Regions from separate parts of the Homo sapiens genome. Here regions 2, 3 and 4 are each linked to region 1. Evidence: chromatin contacts called from ENCODE Hi-C or POLR2A ChIA-PET data. All regions are on one chromosome and are shown on one strand. Each heading gives the region's core, a stretch centred on a gene start or an enhancer-like site at or near the end of the contact. The rest is flanking DNA. Distances are from core to core; before and after follow the strand shown.

What was found. A loop is a pair of places that touch in the nucleus more often than their neighbours do. ChIA-PET counts read pairs that join two places held with the same protein, here RNA polymerase II (POLR2A). Pooled maps may share reads with other maps.
Region 2: a loop to region 1 is called in a pooled map, with 12 times the contacts of the local background. The contact joins the promoter of HK1 here to the promoter of SAR1A in region 1. A Hi-C loop is called at or near these places in 1 of 37 single-sample maps with no recorded cell type and 8 of 50 pooled maps. POLR2A ChIA-PET finds 5 or more read pairs at or near these places in 2 of 52 experiments (activated CD4-positive, alpha-beta T cell and activated T-cell).
Region 3: a loop to region 1 is called in a pooled map, with 6 times the contacts of the local background. The contact joins the promoter of PCBD1 here to the promoter of SAR1A in region 1. A Hi-C loop is called at or near these places in 7 of 50 pooled maps. POLR2A ChIA-PET finds 5 or more read pairs at or near these places in 2 of 52 experiments (CD4-positive, alpha-beta T cell and PC-3).
Region 4: a map with no recorded cell type shows a loop between it and region 1 (6-fold over the local background). The contact joins the promoter of HKDC1 here to the promoter of SAR1A in region 1. A Hi-C loop is called at or near these places in 1 of 37 single-sample maps with no recorded cell type and 5 of 50 pooled maps. POLR2A ChIA-PET finds 5 or more read pairs at or near these places in 1 of 52 experiments (HEK293T).

What each region holds. Positions count from the first base shown.
Region 1 is chr10:70,169,257-70,171,956 of GRCh38, reverse strand. It overlaps SAR1A (secretion associated Ras related GTPase 1A), which reads left to right and starts at 1,443. Exons shown (of 7, transcript NM_020150.5): 1 at 1,443-1,544. RefSeq lists enhancers at 949-1,028, 1,162-1,818, 1,819-2,477 and a silencer at 1,159-1,518.
Region 2 is chr10:69,317,447-69,320,146 of GRCh38, reverse strand. It overlaps HK1 (hexokinase 1), which reads right to left and starts at 1,300. Exons shown (of 18, transcript NM_000188.3): 1 at 1,137-1,300. The coding sequence starts at 1,199. RefSeq lists enhancers at 717-766, 2,057-2,286 and a silencer at 1,067-1,746.
Region 3 is chr10:70,887,213-70,889,912 of GRCh38, reverse strand. PCBD1 (pterin-4 alpha-carbinolamine dehydratase 1) reads left to right here and starts at 1,348. Exons shown (of 4, transcript NM_000281.4): 1 at 1,348-1,382. The coding sequence starts at 1,380. RefSeq lists silencers at 1,232-1,481, 1,812-2,091.
Region 4 is chr10:69,219,077-69,221,776 of GRCh38, reverse strand. HKDC1 (hexokinase domain containing 1) reads right to left here and starts at 1,445. Exons shown (of 18, transcript NM_025130.4): 1 at 1,279-1,445. The coding sequence starts at 1,341. All of the region lies in intron 4 of LOC101928994 (a long non-coding RNA gene), which reads left to right.

The sequences.
Region 1 (2,700 bases), core at 194-2,693:
CTTTAGTTTTATTTCTGCATGTACTTTAGTCATTTCTGTACTTTGCTCTGTTCCATTGTGTTTTTTGTGTGTGTGTGTTTGTGCATGTGCACGCACACCAGTTTTAATAACTTAGGCTCTATAATATGTTTTAATATCCAACAGGGTTAGTTCCCACCTCCTTGTTCTTCATTTTGAAAGCCTGTTTCTGGACTAGTTTTGTTTGGTTTTCTATACGAATTTTAGGAACAAATAGGGTAATTAAAAAAAAAGAACGAAACCACACACGACCTATTAATCCTATTAGTACTTTTATTGGGATTATGTTAAATTTAAATTTTACTAAAGGAGAATTGAGATCTTCATGAACCCACAGACGTCATTCATCTTTCCATTAGACTGTTTTATTTGTAAAATGAGAGTAATAATAGTACCAATCTCGTGGGACTGTCCTGAGAATTAAATGAGAAAATGCATGCGAAATATACTGGGGTGAACACGTTGCTTTGCCACTTAGCTGTGTGAACTTGGGCATGGTAGGTTATTCTGAACATTGCTCTCTCATTTGTCAATAAGGATAATACTAGCATCTGGAGTCACAGGACTCCAATGACGGTGAAATTAGACAAAGCGTGCAAAGTACCCAGTGCTCTGCCTGGAACATAAGTGCACAATAAATATTAGCTGTTTTTCTGTTTTTCTAAAACATAGGCCACCCCAGGGCAAGGAAGTGCGACTCAAAGCAAAAGCAGCTGGGCGCGGTGGCTCACGCCTCTCATCCCAGCATTTTGGAAGGCCGAGGCCAGCGGATCACTTGAGGTCAGAAGTTCGAGACCAGCCTGGCCAACACGGTGAAACCTGTCTCTGTAAAAATACAAAAAAATTAGCCAGGTGTGGTGACATGCGCCTGTAGTTCCAGCTACTCGGGAGGCCGAGGTATGAGAATCGCTTGAATCCGGGAGGTGGAGGTTGCAGTGAGCCGAGATCGCGCCACTGCACTCCAGCCTGGGCGACAAAGTGAGACTCCGCCTCAAAAAAAAAAAAAAAAAAAAAAAAAGCAAGGAAGAAAAAAAGCAAAAGCTTGGAGGGATCCACCTCAAGTGGAGGGCCCCAAGGTCAACTCATCTTTCCCAGGACCTATGTCACCGTCGGTACCCACTTCTGACTTTCCTGGTGCGTCTGGAATGGGAAGCCGCGATCCCGAGTGTACCAGGCCGCTCAGGGACTCCAGGACCCAGCCCCGGACCCAGGGTTCCGGCGCTGCCACGTCTCGCGCGGTCAGCTAGCCAGACGGGAGCAGGCGGGGCCGAGGCGGGGCCAGACCCCGAGCGCGCTTTGTCACGCCTTATGCCCGCCCCTCCGCGGCCCGAGTCGCTGGTGGGACGGCACCGGGGCAGAGAGGCGTAACGCTGTGAGGGGGCGGGGCCCATTACGCGCCCGGAAGTCCCGGGGAGGGGTGTGACGTACATCCGGCGAGTAGCTGGCGGTCCCGGGTGCTGCTGGTTAGTGTGCTCTGAGGGAGGGTCCGAGCCAGCCGCTGTTTTGCCGGAGGAGCCCCTCAGGCCGTGAGTCTGAGGGTCGCGTCGGGGAGGGGAGTTGGGGCTCGAGGGGCTGGGACGGAAGGCGGGGAGGTCGGAGCGGAGGCTGGCCCTGGCGGGGTTGGGTGGGGGGGAAGTGACACGCAGGCGGTTCTGTGGGGCCGCGGGGCTGATTCTGGGCGGGGACGGGACAACTTGGCCAGATCTGCTCCGTCCCCTGCTGTCCTCTTTGCCTGGGGTCCACTTGCATTCCGCTCGGGGGTCTCGCAGCTGCTGGGCCGGATAACAGTTTCTTGTCTGTACCGTGCGCTCCGGTTTACGAAATGGCTCCATGTCCTCTGTCTCGGAAGAGCCTCACAGCCCTCGGTGAGGCGGGTGGGAGCCCTTTATGATTATCCTTGTTTTGTAGACTCGGAGACTGAGGCTGGCCAAGGCTCCGCAGTTAGCGAGTGTGAGCGCTCGAACCTGGTCTACAGGCCCCTAGTCCAGGGCTTACCCCCAAGTCAGCGCTTGGTTGTCTTCCGATGGCCCGGGTCGAACCCTGTATTTTCTCCTTCTCCCTTCCCCTTTTCCCCTGTCTGGTCTCTGCATGGAAAAATTTCCTTATGTGCATTTGACATGGATTAGCGTTTTCTTCACGATTCTAGCCAGTGGGTCAGGAGCATCTTTGTCTTGTTGATTCCATCGGCTTCGGTTGCGACAGGGGGCTTAGGGAGATTCGCCATGGGGCTGACCTTTGACATTTACCCCGCAGCTAAGCAGAGTTAGCTAAAAGCCAGCCGCCTACTACCCCAAATCTGCCTGGAATGGCGTCTTAAAGTTGCCCTGATTATGTATAACAAGTAATGCGTAAATTTTTAAATTGGCTAATGGTCAGATTGGTGCCCTCCTTTTCTATTAACATTTGTTTGAATCATTTAGCCCTGGAATTCGCAAGTTTTCATTTTAGGTACATTAATAGTGTTTTGTTGATAGTTTAGAGACCTACCTTAAATTTTAGATTACTCTTAACTTCTCGTAAGGTGGTACAATGGACCAAGAATAGAAAATAAATAGAATGCTAGTTATTAAAATACCATTCAAAAGATGTGATGAGTTGTAAGGAAGAGAACTTCGGAAGATCATCCTCTGTGTAGTTGGTGGGTTAAAGAAGTTTTAGTTTTTTTTTTTTTCCCCAGCAATT
Region 2 (2,700 bases), core at 51-2,550, 850 kb after region 1:
AGTAGGCCTGTTTCCTATGGTGCCAGATGAGGGAGTCATCTTAGATGCACAGGAAGAGGATGGAACACCCTATGGCTTGCCGGGCAGAAAATCAAGGCCTGTCACTCCTGCCTTTCACCTGTAGAACTCCACCTGTCTGAACGCCAAAGTCAAGATGACTTTGCCAGTCCATCCCAGCTAACCCCAGCAATAACGTCACCACGTTCAGGGTGGGTGGGCCTGGAGCCTGTACCAGACCTGGCACTGATAAAACGGGCGTCTTTCCCTACAGCTTAGGCTGTTTCTTTAAAATATGGTAGCACAGCTGGCAGAAGAGACAAATACACCTTTAAGACCTGCCAGCGGACAGTATTTTACACTAAGATGTCAAAGGCAACAACACCTCAGGACAGGAGGATGCATGCGTCCAAGTGCTAGAACAAGCATGCCACAGGCGTCCACCCAACTCAAATGACCAGTCGCTTATTTGAGCTCCTGTGCTGGCTAGAAATTACAGCTTAAGAGGAATAAAAAATTCCATTCAGACGTGCCGCTCCAGACACGAGGCCTATGAGCAAAGTTTCCGGTGGCCTCGCCGCCCCTCCCCGTTCCGGGAAGCCGGGCGGGTCACCTCGTCCTCAGATTAACGAGCAGCTCAAACAACTGGGAGAGCCCGGCGACAGCTTCTCCGGGGCACCCGACACCCTCCGCCAGGAACCCCAAATATGGGAGGCCTGGCCTCCAGCCAGCACCCCCGCCTGCTGCTCGATCACCTCCCCAGCATCTCCATGATCACACCTCCTCCCACGGCGCTCGGACCCTCCCGAACAGGCCCTGCGGAAGGGCCCACCGGCCACCTCCCCGCACAGCCCGGGGGCCTATCTGACATCCAGGGCCCGTTTCAAGGACACTGCAGCAGGCAGCCCGGTCTCGGGGGTCTTCCGCCCGATTGCCCCCCTCCCAAAAACGCACACACACAGAGACACTGACAATGCCGGTAGAATCGAAGGCGAAGGCTTTCCTTGCGCCCTGCAGTCCAACTCGATGCTGGCCCGGAGAAGGCCGGGCGCCGGAGGATGGAGGCAGCGGAGGCGGCGAGCGGATGCCGGAACGCAAGGCTGCGGCCAGGACCAGCGGCGGCGCGGGCGGGGGCTCACCTTTTTGACCTGGTCATCCTTCAGCTCCGTGAAGTAATAGGCCAGGAGCTGCGCGGCGATCATGCTGGCGGTCGGGGTCGCGGGGCGGCAGGCGTGGGGACGGTCGGTCCTCCGCAGCCCTGGCGAGCCGTGGTCCTCCGGCGGCTGCTCGGCGGCTCCTCCTCCTCCTCCTCCCCCGGCTCCTCCCCCTCGGCCCGGGGCGCGGCGACAGCTCGCGCGCTCCCGGTCTCCGCGCTCCCGTCCCCTGGAGGGTGACAGCCGCCAGCCGACCCACCTCCTCCACGCCCATTGGTTGCGGCGCGCCTCTGCAACGCCCGGCGGTGGCGTCCCGGCCGGGGAGCGGGGACGCGGCGGCCGCTCCCTCCTGCGCCGGAAAGGGGGCGGGCGACGCAGCGAAATCCCCCCCGACCCCGCATCATCCTGCACGTCCCCCACGTAGGGAGCCGATGCGGGCCTTCACGCGTGGCGGCGCCGTGCCCGGGTGGGCCGTGCCAGGCGGGGAGGTGCGAGGCGCAGGCAGGAGGCACCGCCCGGCTCCGCCGGGACGAGAAGCCCCTAGGGCTAGTCTAGGGACTGGCAGCCCCGGGGGCACGAAGGCGGTCCCATTCCTCGGAAATGAGGGCTCGCCCCTAGGAGTCCGGTGGACGCCGAGGTGCCGGAGGGGACTTGCAGAAGTGGGCGTGGAAAGCGGGCGGAAGCGGGAGCCGGGGACGCTACGCAGTCCTCGCACCCGGGTCCCGCGCCTTCCTCACCCAGGCCGAACGCACCGGCCTACCTGGGTCTTCAGCGGCAGTGCATCACCTCTCCCCGGCGTGCCCCGCCTAATCTCCAGCTGGCAGATTTGTATTGCTGAACCCAAAGCGACACCCCAGAGCACCCGCCCCCGAGTCACCAGCTCCGGTGGCTCTCCCTCAGGGCGCACTCCCTCTGGGCGGGACTTGGGCCACAGGTCGTGGCCTGTCCCCATCCTCTGGGCCTCCTCTTGCTCTTGGGCATCCAGGCCCACTGGGACTTGGGGCACGGTTCAGCGCCCCTTCCCAGGTGCCGTGTTTTCTACTTTCCCAGAGGAAGTTACGTAGGATGGGAGGACTCCCTAGAGGTGCTACCAGGACAGCCACTTTAGGATTCTTAGATTAATTATTTCTGTGTTCCGGAAGCCTCCAGGAGCTTTAGTGCCTTACAAAATGACATGTAATGAGCTCAAATATACAAACAAGTTGTTGCTATTCTGGTTAGACAGGTAAGGAAATTGAAGCTCAGTGAGGCCTCAGTCTTGCTGGACTTTATACAGCCAGGAAGTTGTAGATCTAGGATCACAGCTTGGATCTGTGAGTCTTTGAAGCAGGTGCTCACCTCTAGGGTTTGCTGTGGTCCCAGTTGTATAGAGCCCCTCTGCCTAAATAGGTCACTTTCCTGCAACCAAGTCTGCACCATATGGTGCCCTGAGATCCAACCCCCAACCTCTACCCTAGCTCTTGACTTTAGGAGTCCCTAGCCCTTGACCAGGCCTAGCAAAGGTACAGTCAAATCAGAGGGAGGGATGACGTAGGTTCAGGGGCCTGAC
Region 3 (2,700 bases), core at 99-2,598, 720 kb before region 1:
ACCAAAAGCTATAAAACATAGGAGAAAACTTTTGATCTTGGGTTAGGCCAAGATTTCTATGTGTACAACATCAAAATAGAAATCCATAAAAGAAACATTTGATATATTGGATTTCATCAAAATTAAGAACGTTTGCTCTTTGAAAGGCACCATAAGATAATGCAAAGAAAATATTTGCAAATCACTGCCTGATCATGTCCTTATATCCAGAATAAAACACCCTCAAAACTCGATAAGAAGACAACCCAATTTCTTTTTTAATGGGCAGGAAATTCAAACATGCTATTCAATAAAAAAAACTTATCCTTAGCAAATAAGTACATGAAAAGACATTCAATACAATTACTAATCAAGGAAACTCAAAACCACAATGAGATACTGCTACACACCAATTAAAATTTAAAAGGCTGACTATATCAAGTGTTGGTGAGGACAGAGAACTGCAACCTTCATACACTGCTGCTAGGAATATAAAATGATACAACCATTTTGCAAAACAGTATGGCAGTTTCCTAATAAGTTATAAAAGTCCACCTACCACATGACCCAGGCATTCCATTCCTAAGTGTTTACTCAAGGAAAATTAAAACATACGTACTTTCGAAGATTTGTGCACCATATTCGCAGCAGCTTTATTTGTAATAGCCAAAAGGTAAACAACGCAAATGTCCAATAGTGAATCGCTAAACAAATTGTAGTCTATCTGTACAATGCAATACTATAAAATAAATTTTACTTAGCCATAAAAGGAAGAAACCATTGATATAGGCAACAACATGGCTGAACCCCAAAACAGTTATCCTGCCTAGTATATACTCTATGGTCCATTTACATAAAATTCTAGAAAATGCAAACTAATTTATAGTGACCTAAAGTACATCAGTGCTTGCCTGGCCAGGTGGTTTCGGGAGGAAGGGGTTACCAAAGGGCAAGGGAAAACTTGCAGGGATGATGATATGTTCATAATGTTGATCTCGGTGATGGTCTCACGAGGGAAACATTAAAATTTATCAAATTGTACACGTTGAATATGTGCAATTTATTGCATGTCAATTATATCCAAATAAGAGATTTTTATAAAGAAAAAAATAGGTATTCTGGCGCCCAGGGCCACCCAGCTGTAAGCGGCGGGGTGGGATTCCAACCCAGAAGCGGGCATTTGGAGCCCTCATGCTTCACCCTAGCTCCCTGAAACAAGCACGGAGGATGGCTCTGAGCAGCGAGGAAAGTGCTGGAAGCAAGCAGGCCGAGCGCGTCCCTGGCTGGGGACGTTAATCATTACCGGAGGGCGGCCCGAGCGCGGCCCCGCCCCGGGACGGCAGCCTGCGCGCCCGGCCGCCGCCTGCCCTCTCCGCTGGCCACCTGCTGCCGCCCGCGCCATGGTGAGTCCAGGGGTGCGCGGCCGCGATCGGGGCAGCGGGGCCGGGGCAGCCGCGGGCGAGGTGGGAGCGGGAAGGGGCGGGGGAAAGTCTTTTCGAGTCCCCTGCGGAGCCGCCGGGGTCCGAAAGTGGGGTCTCTGCCCGGCTCTCTGTCGCTGGCGGCGGGGAGGGGAAGCTGAAGCCCTGAGAGGGGCGGTGGCGGGTTCGAATCCCACCCAGTTGGGAGGCCAGGCCTGCCCTGACCCCGGCCAGTGCTTGTTCCGGGACCCTTCCGGGGGCGGGGCCTACGACCTTCCTGGGCCGGGGAAGACAGTCGTGGAGGAGTCCACGGATCTCGTCCCCTTGGTGGCCCGATTCTGCTTTATACTGGGGTGGGAGCGAGAGGGAGGCTGAGTTTGCGCGCTCGTGTGCGTGCCTGTCCGCTGCCCCTTCCCGCTGGCACTCTGGGTACGGGGTCTGCCTGGGACTCACGCTCTGCGCCGGTATGCTGGCCCCAGAGCCACTCCCCGCGCCGGCTTGAGGCCCGTGCCAGGCCACGGGGGCTTGGTGGCGCTGGAGCAGCCCTCCTCCCGTGAGCTTCCCCCACCCACCCCCGGGGCGGGGGCGGGGGCGGGGCCCTTGCTCTGCTGTAAGCTCGCGAGCTTCATCAGACCATTTCTGGTCCACAGGCCTTCGGAGCAGGCAAGACTGGGAGGGCCTTTTGATAGGAGAGGGACTTGGGGGAGGGAGGATGAGTGGGGCTGTTTGTGAGGGGCGCTGAGGTCCCAGAGATGCAGGCTTGGGAAATCGGTAACCACTCCCCACACCTCGCCAGAGGAGGCAAACGGGGCAGCGTCCCCCTCTCTGTCTCCAGAGCCGGCACCTGGAAGGTTTGTCAGTTCAGCCGCAGGCTGTGCGACCTGGGGGGTTCCAGAAGGCTCTACCGAGAAAGGGAAGCCTCCTAAGAGCTCACCTGGACTCACCCACCCCTTTAAGAGCCAAGGAAGTAAACAGTGGGCTCTGATGCTTTGGCTGACTTCTGGTTGTCTAGATACACGGACCAGGCGGTCAGCCACGGGGAGAAGGCCAGCTCTGGAGTAGAGACCTACCTACTGGGCAGATGATGCAAATCGCTGCTGCCATTCAATCCCTATAGTCATCCAGAGCCGAGGGGAAGAGAGGGGCCAAGCTACATCAGTCCAGAGAGAGCTCACGTTTTCAGGAGGGAAAACAGCAGGGAAAAAAGACGGACTTAGGAAAGCACTGCGATGCTTCAGCTACCCCAAATGCTACCAGGCCCATCACAAGCCTGCTTGCCTTAGGAAGTTTTTTTTTTGTAATG
Region 4 (2,700 bases), core at 196-2,695, 950 kb after region 1:
ATGTTTTGTAGAGATGGGGTTGCTCCATGTTGCCCAGGCTGGTCTCAAACTCCTGACCTCAAGTTTGAGATGAGATCTGCTCATCTCAGCCTCCCAGTGTATGCAGATTACAGCCGTGAGCCACGGTGCCTGGCCTCCTTATTCATTTTGTAAAGCAGGAGGGAGTCATGGCACAGCAGAAAGCATTGAAGGAAGAGTCAGCCAACTTGGATTTAATCCTCATTCCATCCTAAATACTTGGTGACCTTGGCTAAGTCCTCCTGCTAGGAGGACTTCTGTCATCTGCACTTTGAGAGATGCTTTTTGCCCAGGGCCGTGACAGCCAGCCGGTGTGGCCAGAGTAGCAGACTGGGCTCATTTTAGCTGCCTGGAAAGAACCCTGGTTCCCTCCTGTTGACCCTTGGCAACCTTTAACCAGCCCACTTTGGAATGAATTTTGTAGACAAGTTCCCTGAGCAAAGTGACAAAATAATGCACACCATGAATAGTGTACCATTGGCAAATAGCAGGTGCCAATAATAGATATTTCAATTACTGTCTATTGCAACTCACACCTTCTTGCTGCCCACATTTATATGCTTTCAAATACATGAACAAACAGATCTGCCCCAACAGTTCTTTTTTTTTAGATGAAGTCTCACTCTTGTCCCCTAGGCTGGAGTGCAATGGCGCGATCTCGGCTCACTGCAACCTCCACCACCTGGGTTCAAGCGATTCTCCTGCCTCAGCCTCCCGAGTAGATGGGATTACAGGTGCCCGCCACCACACCCAGCTAATTTTTGTATTTTTAGTTGAGACGGGGTTTCACCATGTTGGCCAGGCTGGTCTCGAACTCCTGACCTCAGGTAATCCGCCCACCTCGGCCTCCTAAAGTGCTAGGATTACAGGCGTGAGCCACTGCGCCCAGCCTTCTGCTCCAACAGTTCTTAAAACTTCTTTGAAAATGATTCTCCTCGCCTTTGTGGCCTTTCCGAGCAAACATCCCTTACAGCAAACACAATCCTCTTCAAGCTTTCCAAACACCCTCCTCACCCGCTTCCGCATCCAATACCTGCCAGGAAGTTCCGAGTGAAGTGTAAGGTTCAGGACAGTAATGCAATGCCCAGGAGTGTGGGAGAATTACTCCCTCTTCCCTCAGTGAGTCTTTTACTGGTCATATGCTCCCAGTATCTTTTCTAATAAGCTCTCTTCACTCCCTTCTGATTTTTTTTTTAAGGGAATCAGTTTTGTCCGTGAAGAAGGAGCTGGGCATCTCTCAGCTTCGTGGGTCCTCCTTACCTTCTTGATCTGGTCCTCCTTCAGCTTGCTGAAGTAAAATGCCATCAAGTGGACCGCAAACATTTTCCCCAAGTTTGGTTTCTCCTGAGATGGGCAGAGATTCCTGTGCAGTGTTCACTCCTACGACTCTGGAGTGTTGCACGCTTCCAGTCCAGGCTGGCAGACCTCCTGGGGAGCGAGGTGTTGCGGACTAAATACCTCCAGCCTGCTTGGTTCAATGATTAAACTCCCCCCCACCCCACCCCTTTGGTCCCTCCCTCTGGCACACACTTGATTGTCTAATAGGAGGCTCTGGATGGTAGCTGAGGTTTAGTGGAGGGGGAAGCAGGGTATTGATGGGTTGCTTGACTACTTGAGAATTGGGTGCCACCAAATCTCATTGCTAAGCAACCCTCTCAAGCCGGGGCTCTGCCAAGCCCACTCAGCCGAGGAAAATCTTCTGCGAAGTTGGGCACTAAACAAAGCCAACTTTCAACCGGTGGAGCTGCTCTGCAAATTTCCAGTCCCAGGCTTTTCTCTTTAGTTTTTTATGCCAGTGGCATAACTCTGTGACCCCCTGCTCCTCAGAAGCACTGAACTAACTAAAACTAAACATTGTCCTGGTCAATGGGATTTCAAGAATGTTGGGGCAGATTCTTCCATTTGTGACAGATCAGATCTCTTAACTAATAGCCCATGGTTAACAGAAAATGATCAATAAATGTTTACCTATTCACAGTGTTAAGCCAGAAAATCTTTAGTTCACAGGTAGTGACCCAGGAAAAAATATTCCTGAGAAAGAGTGAACTGAAGTCACCAGTGCTCACTGGGAATCACTGCTGGAGAGAAGGAAGTCACAGATAAGAAATGTCTCAGTCCAGCCGGGTGCAGTGACTCACGCCTGTAACAATCGCAGCACTTGGGGAGGCCGAGGCAGGCAGATCATGAGGTCAGGAGTTCGAGACCAGCCTGGCCAACATGGTGAAACCCCATCTCTACTAAAAATACAAAAAACTTAGCCAGGAGTGGTGGCAGGTGCCTGTAATCCCAGCTACTTGGGAGGCTGAGGCAGGAGAATCACTTGAACCTGGGAGGCAGAGGTTGCAGTGAGCCGAGATCGCGCCATTGCACTCCAGCCTGGGTGACAAGAGCAAAACTCCATCTCAAAAAAAGAAAAAAAAGAGAAATGTCTCAGGCCACTGAGATGTTTTATTCACTCACTTCTCACTCATCATACTTGACATGAGAAGGACCCAGAAAGCACCCAATACATGGGTACAATCAACCTTGCACTCTTCCCACAGTCACTGGCTGGCTAATGAAACCAATAACAACAGCGTTAACAACAGCGGCTAACATGGATGGAGCATTTACCAATCCCATTTTGTTTTTATTACTCTTGTTATTATTATTTTTTAGACAGGGTCTCATTCATCCCCCAGG